Regions from separate parts of the Homo sapiens genome. Here region 2 is linked to region 1. Evidence: chromatin contacts called from ENCODE Hi-C data. All regions are on one chromosome and are shown on one strand. The core of a region is the stretch at or near the end of the contact, and the rest is flanking DNA. Distances in the headings are between cores, read along the strand shown.

Region 1 (6,903 bases), core at 2,729-5,228:
CACATTTGAGTTCGAAATTTTCATGAAAGAAAGGGTCACAGAGACTGGCTTCTCCAAAGAGAAAGCGAGTTGGTGGTCTCCAGGAGATAATGACCTGTAAGCGTGGGGAGGGGGTAATTTTATAATTCCAAAATTTTCTGTTTTGAAGCTAGAAAAGATGTTGCCAGTCTCGGCTCGGGGCAAAAGCAGGGCGAACGCCGCAGCCCACCCGGACAGGGCGTTCCGGGCGCGGTCCAGGCGGCCTCTGTCGGGCACAGCACACCTGCGGCCAAGGCCGGTGCCCCAGTCCCAGCAGCACCACCAACGCCACCAACAGCCTGCTGGGCCAAGGACAATCAGAACCAAAGGTTTAAAAAAAAAAAAGAAGAAGAAGAAAAAAGAAAAGAGGAAACGAGCTCCATTCCCGGCGCTCGCGACGCGTCCCCAGGGACGGACCGTGTGCTGGGTGGCTGGGCGCGCAAGGCTGCGCGGGGAGCAGAAGGCCGCGAGGTGGGGCGGCCCGGGGCCGCCTGGGCCCCTAGGGGCTGGACGTCAACCTGTTAGATAGAGGGCGTGGGACCCCCCGCAGGCGGCTGCTCGGACGACCGCATCCGGAGGTGAGCTGACCGTTCTGGAAGAAGCCTCCGCTCCACCGCGGCCCCAACTTCGTTTTGCCAATTAAGATGCAGACCCGCTGCAAGTGGGAGCGGAAACAAACTGCCCACGGCTGAGGCGGATGGAGGAGAGCCCAGCGCCCTCCAAGCGATGCACGATCCCCCTGCCGCTGGCTGCTGGCCGCTGAGCCTGCTCGAGTGCTCCTTCCAGACTTAGCTTCCTCCTCTGTACAACGAACGGCTCCTGGACCCGTTCGCACGCGGAGCCATTTCACAATCCCGTCTGGGAGGCGCTGGAGTAGGAGAAGGGTGTGGGTGGAGGGGAGGTGGTTCTGGAACCTACACCTGAATGCTTAGGGGATTCGGTTGTGGGAATGAGGTGGTCCCCTCCCTGTCCCGCAGCCTCCAAAGGGGCTGTAGGGTCTGAGGGGCAGAACATGGGTGGGGAGGGGGCCGGTTCTGCGCTCCGAGGGCCCCTCATCCAGCGACCGGGCGGCGCCGAGGAACCCCTGCCGCCCGGAGCCCCTCGCCGCCCGGCTGCTAGGGAGGGCGGCTGGCCCGGGGCGCTGAGGTCACCTTTTCCACTGCGCCCGCCGCGAGCAGGACGGTTTCCGGGATTTTCGCGGCGGCGGCTAGAGGCCTCGGGAGGGGGTGTGTCCCAGGCGTTGGGCTGGCAGCTGCGCCCCTGGGGTGGGGACTGCAATCCCAGACTGCACCCCACTGGGGAGGAGGCTTCCCCTCTCTGGGCCTCGGTGTCCTCGACAGGGAGGGGGTTCCCCTTCTCTGGGACCCTCTTTTTTCGGCCGCCAACGCGGCAGTGCCTGAGCAGAGGAGGCCCCGCCGCCGCCGCCGTTTTTGTGTAATTTTCGCCTAAAAGGGGTTTATCTGCTGGTTTGCCCTGGGGTCGGGCGACGGGGAGGCTGTGTCTATCAAGAGCCGGGGGATCAGGGACAGACCTACAAGGGAGGTGTTTTGGGCGACCGGGGGCAGGACCCTGGCTCTCTCAGCCCCTGGAGCCAGCTGCGGTCTCCCAAAGTTCCCTAGGCGCTGGGCATTCTCCTTCCAGCCCTCAGGGCCTCATTCCCAAAGCCACCCTCTGCTCATGCTGCAGGGCTGGCCTGGGGCTGCAGGAAATGGTCCTGGCCAGAGTCCAAGGAGCTGGGGGTGCACACCTGTGGAATGGGGTGAGGGCTGGGCTGCACTACTCTTTTGACTCCCCAAAATCTAGAGATGAGGCCTCCATCCTGAAAATGACCCCCTTCCCCACAAGCTGACCAAGAAGCTACCCCAGGGGGATGGCTCATAGTAAAATAAGTTTAGTGACAGCTGATGAACAGTGTGATCCCCAAATCCTTGGATCTGGAATCTGGGGACCCATTTTGAGGATGTGAGACCCTCAGGTCTTGAGCATGGGGCAGAGATGGTTCAAATTTGGGTAGCTTCTGTTAGGGCCCAAATAACAGGGGATGGGACAGAGGCTAGCTGGGCCTACTCAGGGGAGAAACCACCACTAGGCTATGCCCTTAGGGAGATGCAGAAGCCAGGGGGTGAGGAAGGGGCAGGGGCCCTGCTAAGATGGGGGAGGTGAGGGAGGAAGCCGGAAAAAGGAGCTTGATATGGCTCTGTACAAGAAGCAATAGTAAACCAGCCCTACTCACTGGAGTCCCTGCACCAGGGCTGCCTCTTGCTGGGCCTCAGTTTCCCATCTGAAAAAGGAGATGGTTGGATTGAGTGATACTATTGCACTCATCTAGGGAGGGTTCTCTGAGTCTACCCGTTGATAGGGGGAGCCTGACTGGGCTGCCCCAGCCTCCCAGGAGACACTGGCTTGTTTCTATTTGCCAGGTAGGATGTCAGTGGCTGCTTGGCCAACAGCGACAGGGCCAGCTTCCTGGTCTCTTGGTCTCTCAGGAGGAGGCCTGCTCAGTGTGGGATACTGTTGCTCTTAGTGCGCCCCTCTCCACCCTTTCCAAAGAACCATGTAGGCTCACAGCACCACTCTCCGAGGGAGTCCGAAGCAACTGGCGGCCATTGAGGCCACCTTCTTTCAGTCCCAATGGTAACTCTGAGTTCAGAAAGTCATGCAACAACTGGGAAGGAGAGACAGTGGGCTCTTGGGACTGGGATCTTACCAGAGTAAGGTAGTCTTTGTCCTCACTCCAGGCCCTACAGACAAAGGATCTGGGCCACTTCCTAGTCCCCACCTGCCCCCCACCCCCACTCCCGAGTCTGGGGCAGGTGCCAGGGACTGAGGGCCAGCCTGAAGGCCTCCCCACCAGCAGCTGGAGCTGGAGAAAGGACTTCAACTTGGGTGGGGGGCATGGCTGTAGGTGTGGTAAGCCCTAGTTACCTGAGGTAAAGACTGAGGCCCCACATGGAGCTCACAGAGGAAGTCCGGGTGGCCCAGGACACCCCCAGTGCATCAGGCGCTGACTGGCAATGGTGGATGGGGCTAGGAGGTAGGCCCTGTGATTCCTGAGAAGGAGGAGGGCAGATGCTCCTCCCCCAACCTCCTGGGGACACTTCTCCCCTCTTGCCTGGAGGAACTGTTTTCTCTCCAAACAGACCTAAGGGCTCCCAGGGTGCAGGACCCTCGGAGTGCAGGACCCCCTCACTGAGTTCTCACAGTCTCTCTGGAGCCAAAGGTCAGCATCTCCTCAGGACAGGTAAGGAAACAGGCCCAGAAAGGGTCAGTGGTTTCACCAGTAGTGGCAGGACCAAAGAGAGGAGTTCAGCGTAGGGTAGCTTTGGGGTTGTTCACTCCACGGCTTGGGCTTATACTCTTCTAAGGATGGAAAGAAAGATCTAGAGAAGGTACTGCCAACTTCCTCCACCATGTTGGAGCTTTTGAGGCTCCGCAATGGAGCCAGGTCCCACCAGAGTTTGGTCTTTACACTCTCAGAGCACCCACTGGCCCCCTGGCCCCAACTCCGCCCAGTAACAGTTTCTTGATGCCCCAAAGCTGGGAAAAGGCAAAGCTGCATCCTTCCCTTCTCCTCGAATCCTTTTCCTTTTCTAACTAGGGGGATGTAACCAGCCTACAGTCTTCTGGGGGCTGTCAAGGAGGATGTGTCCATGGATCACTTGAATTTCCAATTCAAGCAAATCTCGGCTGGAGAACATTTTTCTCTCAGGGCAGCCCGGAGAGAAATGAGGCCGTACATGGTAAACTGAGGCAGAGGTGGGAGGGGTGCACAGGTGCCGCTACCGCTCTGCCCCTTGCATCCCTGAACGCTGCCTCACCCTTGCCGGGTTGGCGGTGTTGAGCCCGGGACTGGAGGCTGCTTGAGACCACCTCCTTCCCAGCTGAGGAGCGCGGCCTTTGCCCCTCCTCCTCCCGACCTTTCCGGGGCTACCTAAAAGCCGATCAAGCCGCCGGTTTTCTAGCTGTTCCCATTTCTTTACCGCCCCCTTCCTCTGCCCCGCCTGCCTCTGTGCCCTCCGTCACGTCACAGCCCGCTGGCTCTCACGCCTCTTTTGGTCTCTCTGCGCACATCTCGGTGGCGTCTCTGGTGCCCTCACATCACTGTCTGGAATCTTGTTTGGCCCACGCCGTCTGCCTCTGCCCCTTCTCTCACCTGTGTCGTTTGATCCCTCCGACTCTCGTCTCTGGGGGTCTTGCCTCCCGAACTCTCCGGCTCTCTCCTTCCAGGGCGTGCGCTCCGCTCAGTCTCCCTCGGTCTCGGTCGGCCGGCCTCTTTCACGTGGCCCCCTCCTTTTTGGCCTCCCTTCCGCCTCCCTCCCTTCTGGGTCCCTCCCTCCGGCTCAGCCTAGGGGTTGGGGGCGGCGGCGCGGGGCGGGGCGGGGCGGGGCGGTGACGCGGGGCTGGCCGGGCAAGAGGCGCGGCGGCGTGGGGAGGGGGCGCAGTCCCGGGTTCGACCGGCCGAGCCCCGCGCGCCCCGCCCGCGCCCTGCGCCTCCGCCCGGCCGGCCGGCGGGGGAGGGGGCATGAGCCGGCGCCCGCGCGCCGCCCCGAGCTGCGGGCCGGCCTAGAGCCCCGCGCGGGCCCCGCGCCGGAGCCAAGCCGTCGCCGCCGCCGCCGCCAAACCGCGGGCGCAGCAGTGGGCGCCGCGATGCAGCGGCCGGGGGAGCCGGGCGCCGCGCGCTTCGGCCCGCCCGAGGGCTGCGCGGACCACCGGCCGCACCGCTATCGCAGCTTCATGATTGAGGAGATCCTCACGGAGCCACCCGGGCCCAAGGGCGCCGCGCCCGCAGCCGCCGCTGCCGCGGCGGGCGAGCTGCTGAAGTTCGGCGTGCAGGCGCTGCTGGCGGCGCGGCCCTTCCACAGCCACCTGGGTACGTGTGGCGGCCGCGGGGTCGCGGGCCGGGCTTGGCGGGAGACAGCGAGCTGAACCGCGGGGGCGCCCCGAGCCTCCTCCGGCATCGAAGCAGCCCCGGGAAGCTGCTCTGGGAGCGCAGGTTCTGGGACCGTCTCTCGGAGCCCTCCAGGCGGGAGGCGGAGGGTGCAAGCTCCAGGCCTCACAGAAACCAGGCCTCGTGCCCGCGGGCCGCCCGGGGAGGGTGTTCGCTCTTTCCTTCACTGCTTCCCTTCGGCCTCCAGCCCGGGGACCCCGAGTGAGCATCCCCAGTGCAGGCGCACTGCCAGGCTACGGACTCTCGTGGGTGGAAGCGACCTCAGGCCACGGGCGCCTGGGCTTCGCCGCAGAGGGATGGCCGGGAGTGGCCGCGGCTGCCCAACCCAGGGAAGTCGGACCTCTGGGGAGGAGGCCTGCGCTCCCGAGGGCTGGGTGCTGACGCGGGCCCAAGCCGGCCCGGAGTCCCCGGGAGCTCCAGCGGGCGAGGAACGCGGCCTTGGCCGCAGTGCGGACCTGCTTCGGCCTTGCCTTGGGGCCAGAGGCCTGACTGTGAGCAGCTGCCTGGCTGTCCCTTCTGGTTTCAGGTCGGCTGGGCCTCTGCAGGGCTTGAACGGCCTGCGCAGACCTTTTCAGCTTCTGCCCTTTCTTCTAATTTGGCGGGGCCTGCTCTGCCCTGATGGTGCTGTCTCCATCGCACTCCACCCTCGTCTTGTCTTTCCCTATCTCGCTTTCCAACCGTCTGCCGGTCGGCCTCCCTCGCTTCTCTCATTGGGGTCGGCCTGCCTCCCATCTCCCACCTTTTCCCTACGGGTCCTCTGCCCCACATTTACCTGCGCCTTGCCCTGCCCTTTCCGACTCCAGCCAGGCTAGGACTCGCACCTCAGTGACAGGCCTGTCGGGGAAGGGAGGCTCCTACGCTGTAGCCGGGACCCCAGCCCTTCAAGTCGCCTTCCCTGCACCCCCCCACCTCCTAGTCGGTGCTCCCTAGCCTGGAGACGGCAGGGCCAGCGCGCTCCTTCTAAGTCCAGCTGGGACTCGGCCATTCGGCTACCTTTCGTCTCCATCTGCTCTGTTGCTACTAATTCGTTTGAAGCGGGCACACAATCATTTTAGGACTGAAGAAAATGGAAACATCTGCATGGGGAAGCGTCTGAAAATAGAAAACGTGAACAATAATTTCCAGGTTCTCAGGGTACTTTGGAATTTCCGGGAAGCACCCAACTCCGGCCCAGATGACTCCTGGCCACCGCATGGCTGTTGTGCCACGCACGGAAGAGCAAATGTGCACGCTCCGTGCATGTTCTTTTTCTAACGCAGCAAGGCTGATTTGGTTGGAGCAAACGCCATCTTCTTAGGACCAGCTGCCGTTTTCTTTTTGGTTTCTACTTTCCCCGAAAGACAAGACACACTCCGAGTTTCTCGCAGCTGCAAACATGTTCATCAGGAACCCCGAGATCTCAGAGGCAGCTGAGGCCTGGGGAACTCCAGGACAGAACACGGACAGGGTCGAGGAGATACTCCCTCCCAAATCTGGGGAACGGCAACGTTGAGGAGGGTCTCCATCTGCGCCACCGGCGCCGACCGGCAGGGCGTGGAGGTTTTGCGCTGGGAGGCACTGGCCAAGCGCGAGCACCCCCGCGGCACGTGGTGCGGCAGTCCCTGGGGCAGAGGAGCGCGGCCGTAGCTCACCCGGGTCCTCATTCTCTTTCTTCGCAGCCGTGCTGAAGGCCGAGCAGGCGGCGGTGTTCAAGTTCCCACTGGCGCCGCTGGGCTGTTCAGGGCTGAGCTCTGCGTTGCTGGCGGCAGGGCCCGGGCTGCCCGGCGCCGCGGGTGCGCCACACCTGCCGCTCGAGTTGCAGCTCCGCGGGAAGCTGGAGGCGGCAGGCCCTGGGGAGCCAGGCACCAAAGCCAAGAAGGGGCGTCGGAGCCGCACTGTGTTCACCGAGCTGCAGCTGATGGGCCTGGAGAAACGCTTCGAGAAGCAGAAGTACCTTT
Region 2 (6,111 bases), core at 3,303-5,802, 3.9 Mb before region 1:
CTCGCCTTTGGCACAATCTTACCTGTCCCGCAAGTTGACAAGTAGAATGGGGGACGAAAATGTCCGCTCTTTCCCACCCTGTCTTTCTCCTTCCCGGGGCTTTATCATGACACTCCAGGAGGCTTTGTTACAAGGCAGCGCTTATTTAAAGCCTTTCAGCCCTGCTATGCTCTGCGCTTTGCAGTTTACAAAGCGCTTTTCACCTCTCCTCTCGTTTAACTTCAGGAAAATTATCTGAGGTAGCAGTCACAAATTCCCATTTCACAAATGACGACCCGAGAGGAGAAGGGACTGGCTTAAGATTAGTGGTGCTGTCAAAGCACTGGACTTGCTCATTAGGAAACAGAGAAAGCCTCAACTCTGGCACTAAGGGCAAAAACCAGCCTTCTCCAGCCCCAGTCCCACGCCTGGGCTCTTCTGCAGCCCAGAACAAAACTCCTGGGTGGAGAACTCTTACTTTCCCATTCTTCTCAACCAGGCAAGTCATCCTGACCTCTGCACCTGGGACAGCCAGCTTGTCTAGCTGAATGAAGGAGAACCCTTGAACTCCATACCTGCAAAGATTCTTAGGGAGAGGAGGGCGGCCCAATACCTGCACTCTTCAAGGTCACAAGGCTGGGTCTGGAATTTGGGCCGACGGGTGGCAGGGTCAGCGCTCAAGTGCTTCCAGGTACCACCACCAAAGCCAGGAAGGGCCAGCACCTAGACCTGCACTGCACAACACAGTGTTGCTACTGAACACCTAGCAGGTGACTAGTCCACATTTAGAGAAGCTGTAAGTGTAAAACACACTCCAAATTGTAAACCCTTCATGTAAAAGGAGAGCAAAACATCTCAATTTTTACATTGATTATATGTTGAAATCATAATATTTTTGATATGTTGGGTTAAGTATATCATTCAAATTAACCTCACCTGTTTCTTTTTACTTTATTAATGTGGCTACTAGAATATTTAAAATTACATATGTGGCTTGCACCATATTTCTAATGGAGAGCACTGGTTTATACAAATCCCCATTTGGACTGAACCAAGTTCACATGTCTTCGTGAACAGGATAGTGCAGTCCCAAAAATAAAAAATAAAAATTACCAATGGTTTTCATACAATCTTCTTTTTCACACCCCAGCCCTTCCCTGTTAAGTTTATACAGAAAGAGGCTGAGTTTCTCTTGCCATAACTCACTTGCTCAAAGATTTTTATTAAAACAGTCCATCTGAACACTCCAGTTTATCTGAAAGCTGTGAATGGAGCCTCTGAAATATTTAATGCTGAAAGTTTTTGCTCCAGAATCGAAACTTAAAGATTTCTCAAGGGAAAGGGGGAGAGTTATTGGACTTTCTCTAATTTTAGTGAGCCTGCTACTTAAGCAAGATACAAAATGAAGTTAAAATTCCAGTTTCTTTCTAAAGCTCACTTTACTGACTGCCCTAACTTAATTTTTCTCTTTCCTTTTTGCATGGGGGAGGCTGCTGAGGTGTAGCAGGGGGTGCTGGGGATGGAAGAGCCCTCCCCAGCTACTGAAAGGCGTCACCAACGGGCTCCTTGAATCCTCTCATCTCCTTAAACTTTAGTTCACCCTTTGGGTCCAGGGCTGCGTGATGACAAGAAACAGTGGACAAATGAACGAATGTACTTCTCTCTGCCTTATAATGGAAAAGCAGATTTATGACTGGGCAGTAACAGCCATGAAATTACCAGCACGTCCTGCTCAAAAGTTCAATAAGTTATGATATAATTGCTGCCTGGAGCCAATCCTGGGACTTTAGGTTAGACGCTTGGCCATGAACTCTTTTCCGTTCCCTAGAACAGCGGCTAGGCTTTGGGTGGCTACTCAGAGGCCCTGGGTGGCCCACCATTGCTGCCAAATACGCAGGGCAGCATCCAAGATGATGGGGCCCTGAATGATAACCCGGGGGCGGTGGATAGAGTCCTGCAGCCCTCTAGTGTAACAGATGGGGGAGACTGAAGGTTCAGGTGATGGGACTGGAGTGCTGACGCACAGTTCAACTCGGAGCTAGGTCTCAAGTTCTCAGAGACAGGGAAAACCAGCCCAGGTCAACCAGAGCAGAGATTTCTCCAATTTAAAAAAGAAGAAAAGCCTATTTCTTTTGCAAATTTGTCCTCCTCACTTTAAGAAGAAAGGCGCTGCCGCAGCCTTTTATTGTAGTAACGCAGTTAAAGGCACTAGAGGACGAACCGCGTAAAAAGGCCCGAGTTCCGGCAGCACATGGAAGGCTGAAACTGATTCCCCACAATTTGGATCCTGGTCTCTGGTGTTGACACTACGCTGCCCTCTGGTTACCGCCAAGGACCCTCCCCGATAGAATACCAGAAAGCATCCCGTTTGAGGGCTTCGCTCCATCGAGGGTCCCTGTGCCAGTCCAAGGGCTCTGGCTGCCTCGCCCCACCTCCTCCCGTTTACAGAGTACACCGGGTGCCTACGCTGTGCGCGGGGAGACCGAGCCTCTGTGGCCTGCTCGGTCTTTTCCACGTGGGTCCCAGTTGAGTCCTCTCTCCATTCCTGTTCGTTCTCAGATTGCGGGGAACGTGTGAACAGCCGATGTGTCTATGAGTTTTCGTCCCTACGCTGGCTCACATGGCGGACACGAACCGATCTATCCCACCGGGATAAGCGGCAGCATGGCGAGCATGGTAGGCGCCTGCACTGGCCCCTCCGAGCTGCCCGCCAGGGTTGTAGCAGGCTCCCAGCGCTCCGAACTGGCCGGGCGACGTGCGCCCGTAGAAGTCCACCGTGGTCTCCACGCCGCCACTGCTGCCGCCCGCTGGGGGCGAAGCGGGTCCCGCCAGGCGGCCAGCAGCGGCAAAGATCGCACTGCCGGCGCCCTGCGGGTACGCGCCGTCGGGGCCCGCGTAGGCAGCCGCATAGGCGGAGGGGTTGGCCGGCCGGGCCCCGGTGCAGCCTGCGGGCTGGTAGCCGGTGGTGGTAGCGGGGGCGCCGGCGGAGGCAAAGGCGCAAGAGCCGCCGGGCCCCGACGGTGCGGGCCCCAGCTCTGGGCTGAGCGGCCGCTCAGGAACCAGGCCGAAGACGCGGCAAGGGCCGGGCGACGCCGCGGGGTAGTAGACTGGAGGCGGCGCGGCCAGCGACGGCGGCGCGTAGCCTGCATAGACGGCGCCCGGGTAGGGGGGGCGCGCGGCGGGCACCGCGCCTGGGAAGATGGCGGCGGCGGCGGCGGCGGCGGCGGCGGCGGCTGCGGCAGCCGCCGCGTCGTGCATGTAAGCCGGGTAGGTGGAGAGGTCCGAGCGCTTGAAGCGCTTGCGGCGGCGCAGGAAGCTGCCGCTCTCGAACATGTCCTCCGCGTTGGGGTCAAGCGCCCAGTAGTTGCCCTTACCCGGGCGGCCGGCCTCGCGCGGGATCTTGAGGAAGCAGTCGTTGAGTGTGAGGTTGTGGCGGATGCTGTTCTGCCACTTTTTGGGGTTGTCGCGGTAGAAGGGGAAGCGCTCGGTGATGAACTTGTAGATGCCGCCCAGCGTGAGGCGGCGCTCGGGCGCGTGCGCGATGGCCATGGCGATGAGCGCGATGTAGCTGTAGGGCGGCTTCCCGCGCTGCAGGGGGCGCTTGCGGCGCCGCCCGCCCGCCCCGCGGCCCGTGGCCTCCCCTGGGACCCCGGCCCCTGCTGCCGTCTCGCCGCGCTCTTCCTTCACGGTAGCCAGCACCTCCGGCTGCGGCGGCGGCGGCCCGCTCTCGGCAGTCATGGCGCGGGCGTCCCGCACCCCCGGGCTCTGGATCCCCGCGGCTGTCGGGGGGCGGGGGCGGGCCTGGCGTCCCCGGAACGGACGCTCGGCCCTTCTGCGGAGAGCTCAGGGGATCGTCGCGGGCTGGCCCCGAGAGCCCAGCGGCCCAGGCTGGCACGCGCTGGAGGCTCAGCGTCCGTGGTCTGGGGCTGGCGCGGTGCAGACAGAGGCTCGGGAGTGACCCGCTAGCCGACGGCTCAGCCCGCGTGGTGCTTCTCGAGGCGGGCAGCGGCGGTGGCCTCGTGACCGGGACTGGACTCTGGTCTCCGGCTGAAGGGTCCCTTGCGCGCTGGTGCCGGGCGGTCGAGGGGTCCGGAAGTGATCCCTGGGTTGGGGTGGCTGCAGCTGGTCTGTGGTGCCCGCTAGTTTAGGATTACTGCCTAGGTTGTGCGCGCAGAAGAGGCTTCGGGCTCGAAGGCCAGAGCGAGGGCAGTTAGTACTGGCGCTGGGCGATCTGGCGGGGGCCGCCCATGCCCTGCCCCCGAGGCCAAGGTGGCCGTAAGCGCCACGGGCAGAGAGGCGAGGCGGGGGCAGCGAGGTCGGGGCGCGGGCCCAGGCGGGGCGACCTGAGGCTGGTCCTCTCCACGGCGTGGGTCTCCAGCCCTGCGGACCGCTGGCGAGGCGCTCCCCTGCACACACCGGACCGGCTCCTCCCTCCGCCGGCTTCCCCTCCTTAAAGGGGCCACGAAGCGTGGGGCGGCACCGGTTCCCTGCCCGCCCCCCGACTGCCCGCCCCCCGGGGCCCGGGCGCACCTCCCCAGGTAGGAGCAGCTGTGGCGGCGCGGTAGGAGCCCCACAGCGTCAGGGCGGGGAGGGCGCTTGGAGATCCCCCGGGTCGGCCCCCTCCGCACCCCGATCGACTGAGGCCCGGAGAGTTCAGGAACCGGCTCGGGAGACCTCAGCGCCCGAACTCGGAGTTTTCGGACTTTTCAGGCCTCTGCCAAGGGCTTGGACTCGCAGGTGAAAGGACGGGCTCATCTCACTTTTTTGTCCTGAGAGGGTGAGAATTGGCCGAGAGGGCGCTTGGTTTTTGTGGGAATGGGGAGGGAGAAGTTCCAGGAGACTGGCTCCCCGGGCCTTTCAGGATGGTTTCCAAACCCCAATCGTGGCTGCCACAGCCACTCGGCACTCCAGTCCCCCCATCTTTCGAATGAGTATTCCTAGGCCCGAAAGGGAAGGTGACTTGCCATGGCCCCACTGCGGCTTCTCCGCTTAGCGGAGTCTCCAACCTGCGTCTCCTTTAGGACTGCGCTTCCCAACTGTGTGGTAGAGGTAGCCGCTTTCCCTTTTTGGGCCCCAGGTCCCTCGACTGTACCGGGGTCTGGATCTCTCAAGAGTCCTTGCGTGGTAGATATTTAGGGATAGGCCAATCACCACCCCCAATCATCCGTCTTTGAGAGGCCCAGGATCTGTCTCTATTTGATGGATAGTGGTGCACGGATTAAAGACGACGCAGGATAGGTAACCTCCTCCTCCAATCCCCCGGGACCAGGGTAGCTCTGAAGACCCCCAGAGGCAGCCAAGCAGCCCCTTCCCGCAGCGGGGAGTGAGGGCTGCGGGTAATGGGGGAGTGGGAAGAGAGCGGTGGCCGGGTGGGCGCGTCTCCGGGGGAAGGGGCGGGCAGTCGGGACACGTTTGCTTCATGGGTGTCCAATTTCTGAGTTCCTTTCCTGCTGTCCCTGAGCCGGAACTTGGTCCTAACCTGAGATCCTCGCGGCGCGGCCCCTCTGGCCCGGGTTCGTTCCCTGGCCATTCACTGGGAGATCCAGGGCCTGTCCTTGTCCCCTCGCAGGGCCTCAGTGTTCTACTCTGTTAAATAGCAGCTGGAGGGCGTGTGCTGATCTCCGAGGCCCCTGCTACGTATAGGATTCCGGGCCTTGGCGCGGGTTCCAGTGGCTCCAGCCCGGACGCAGCTTTCCGGGGTGGGGGGGGGGGGCGGGCCGGGGCTGTGGGTGCAGAGCCGCGCGGATGGTGGTGCCAGGTGAGTGTGGGAGATCCCAAGACGAGAGTTCTGGCCAGTAACGGGTGGCATGCCTTCCAGGGTTTTAGTCGCGTTCTTCGTGGCGGTGAGCTGAGGGCAGGCTAAGCCCGGCCAAGCGTTGGGCAGCTGCCTTCGGAAGAGCGAGGCAAAGCCCAGATCCTTGCTCCGTCGACCCGGTGTGTGGAAACGCTCAAAGCGTTTGCTTGACAACCTTCTGCGGCAGAGGGTTGGTCGAACGAAGGGAGAGGGGCTTTACACTCGCTAAACAAAACTCCTGGTTTCCTTCTTCCCAAGTAATGGAGAAGCAAAAAACCCAGATTTCGTCCTGTTTCGTTTTTACAAAGGAGGAAAAACTTCAAATTTTAAAATTTTTA

Evidence for each region. A loop is a pair of places that touch in the nucleus more often than their neighbours do. Pooled maps may share reads with other maps.
Region 2: a map of naive thymus-derived CD4-positive, alpha-beta T cell shows a loop between it and region 1 (10-fold over the local background). The contact joins the promoter of PTCSC2 here to the promoter of BARX1-DT in region 1. A Hi-C loop is called at or near these places in 1 of 168 maps with a recorded cell type or tissue (naive thymus-derived CD4-positive, alpha-beta T cell), 2 of 37 single-sample maps with no recorded cell type and 7 of 50 pooled maps.

The regions. Positions count from the first base shown.
Region 1 is chr9:93,952,909-93,959,811 of GRCh38, reverse strand. BARX1-DT (BARX1 divergent transcript) reads right to left here and starts at 3,978. Exons shown (of 2, transcript NR_144455.1): 1 at 2,944-3,978; 2 at 1,890-2,299. BARX1 (BARX homeobox 1) reads left to right here and starts at 4,457. Exons shown (of 4, transcript NM_021570.4): 1 at 4,457-4,888; 2 at 6,625-6,903. The coding sequence starts at 4,666. It overlaps LOC124902216 (a long non-coding RNA gene), which reads right to left and starts at 4,286. Exons shown (of 3, transcript XR_007061672.1): 1 at 4,172-4,286. RefSeq lists enhancers at 3,401-3,931, 3,932-4,463, 5,875-6,438, 6,439-6,903.
Region 2 is chr9:97,851,521-97,857,631 of GRCh38, reverse strand. It overlaps PTCSC2 (papillary thyroid carcinoma susceptibility candidate 2), which reads left to right and starts at 4,552. Exons shown (of 11, transcript NR_147055.1): 1 at 4,552-4,716. It overlaps FOXE1 (forkhead box E1), which reads right to left and starts at 4,406. Exons shown (of 1, transcript NM_004473.4): 1 at 915-4,406. The coding sequence starts at 3,717. The coding sequence ends at 2,596. RefSeq lists an enhancer at 5,438-5,939.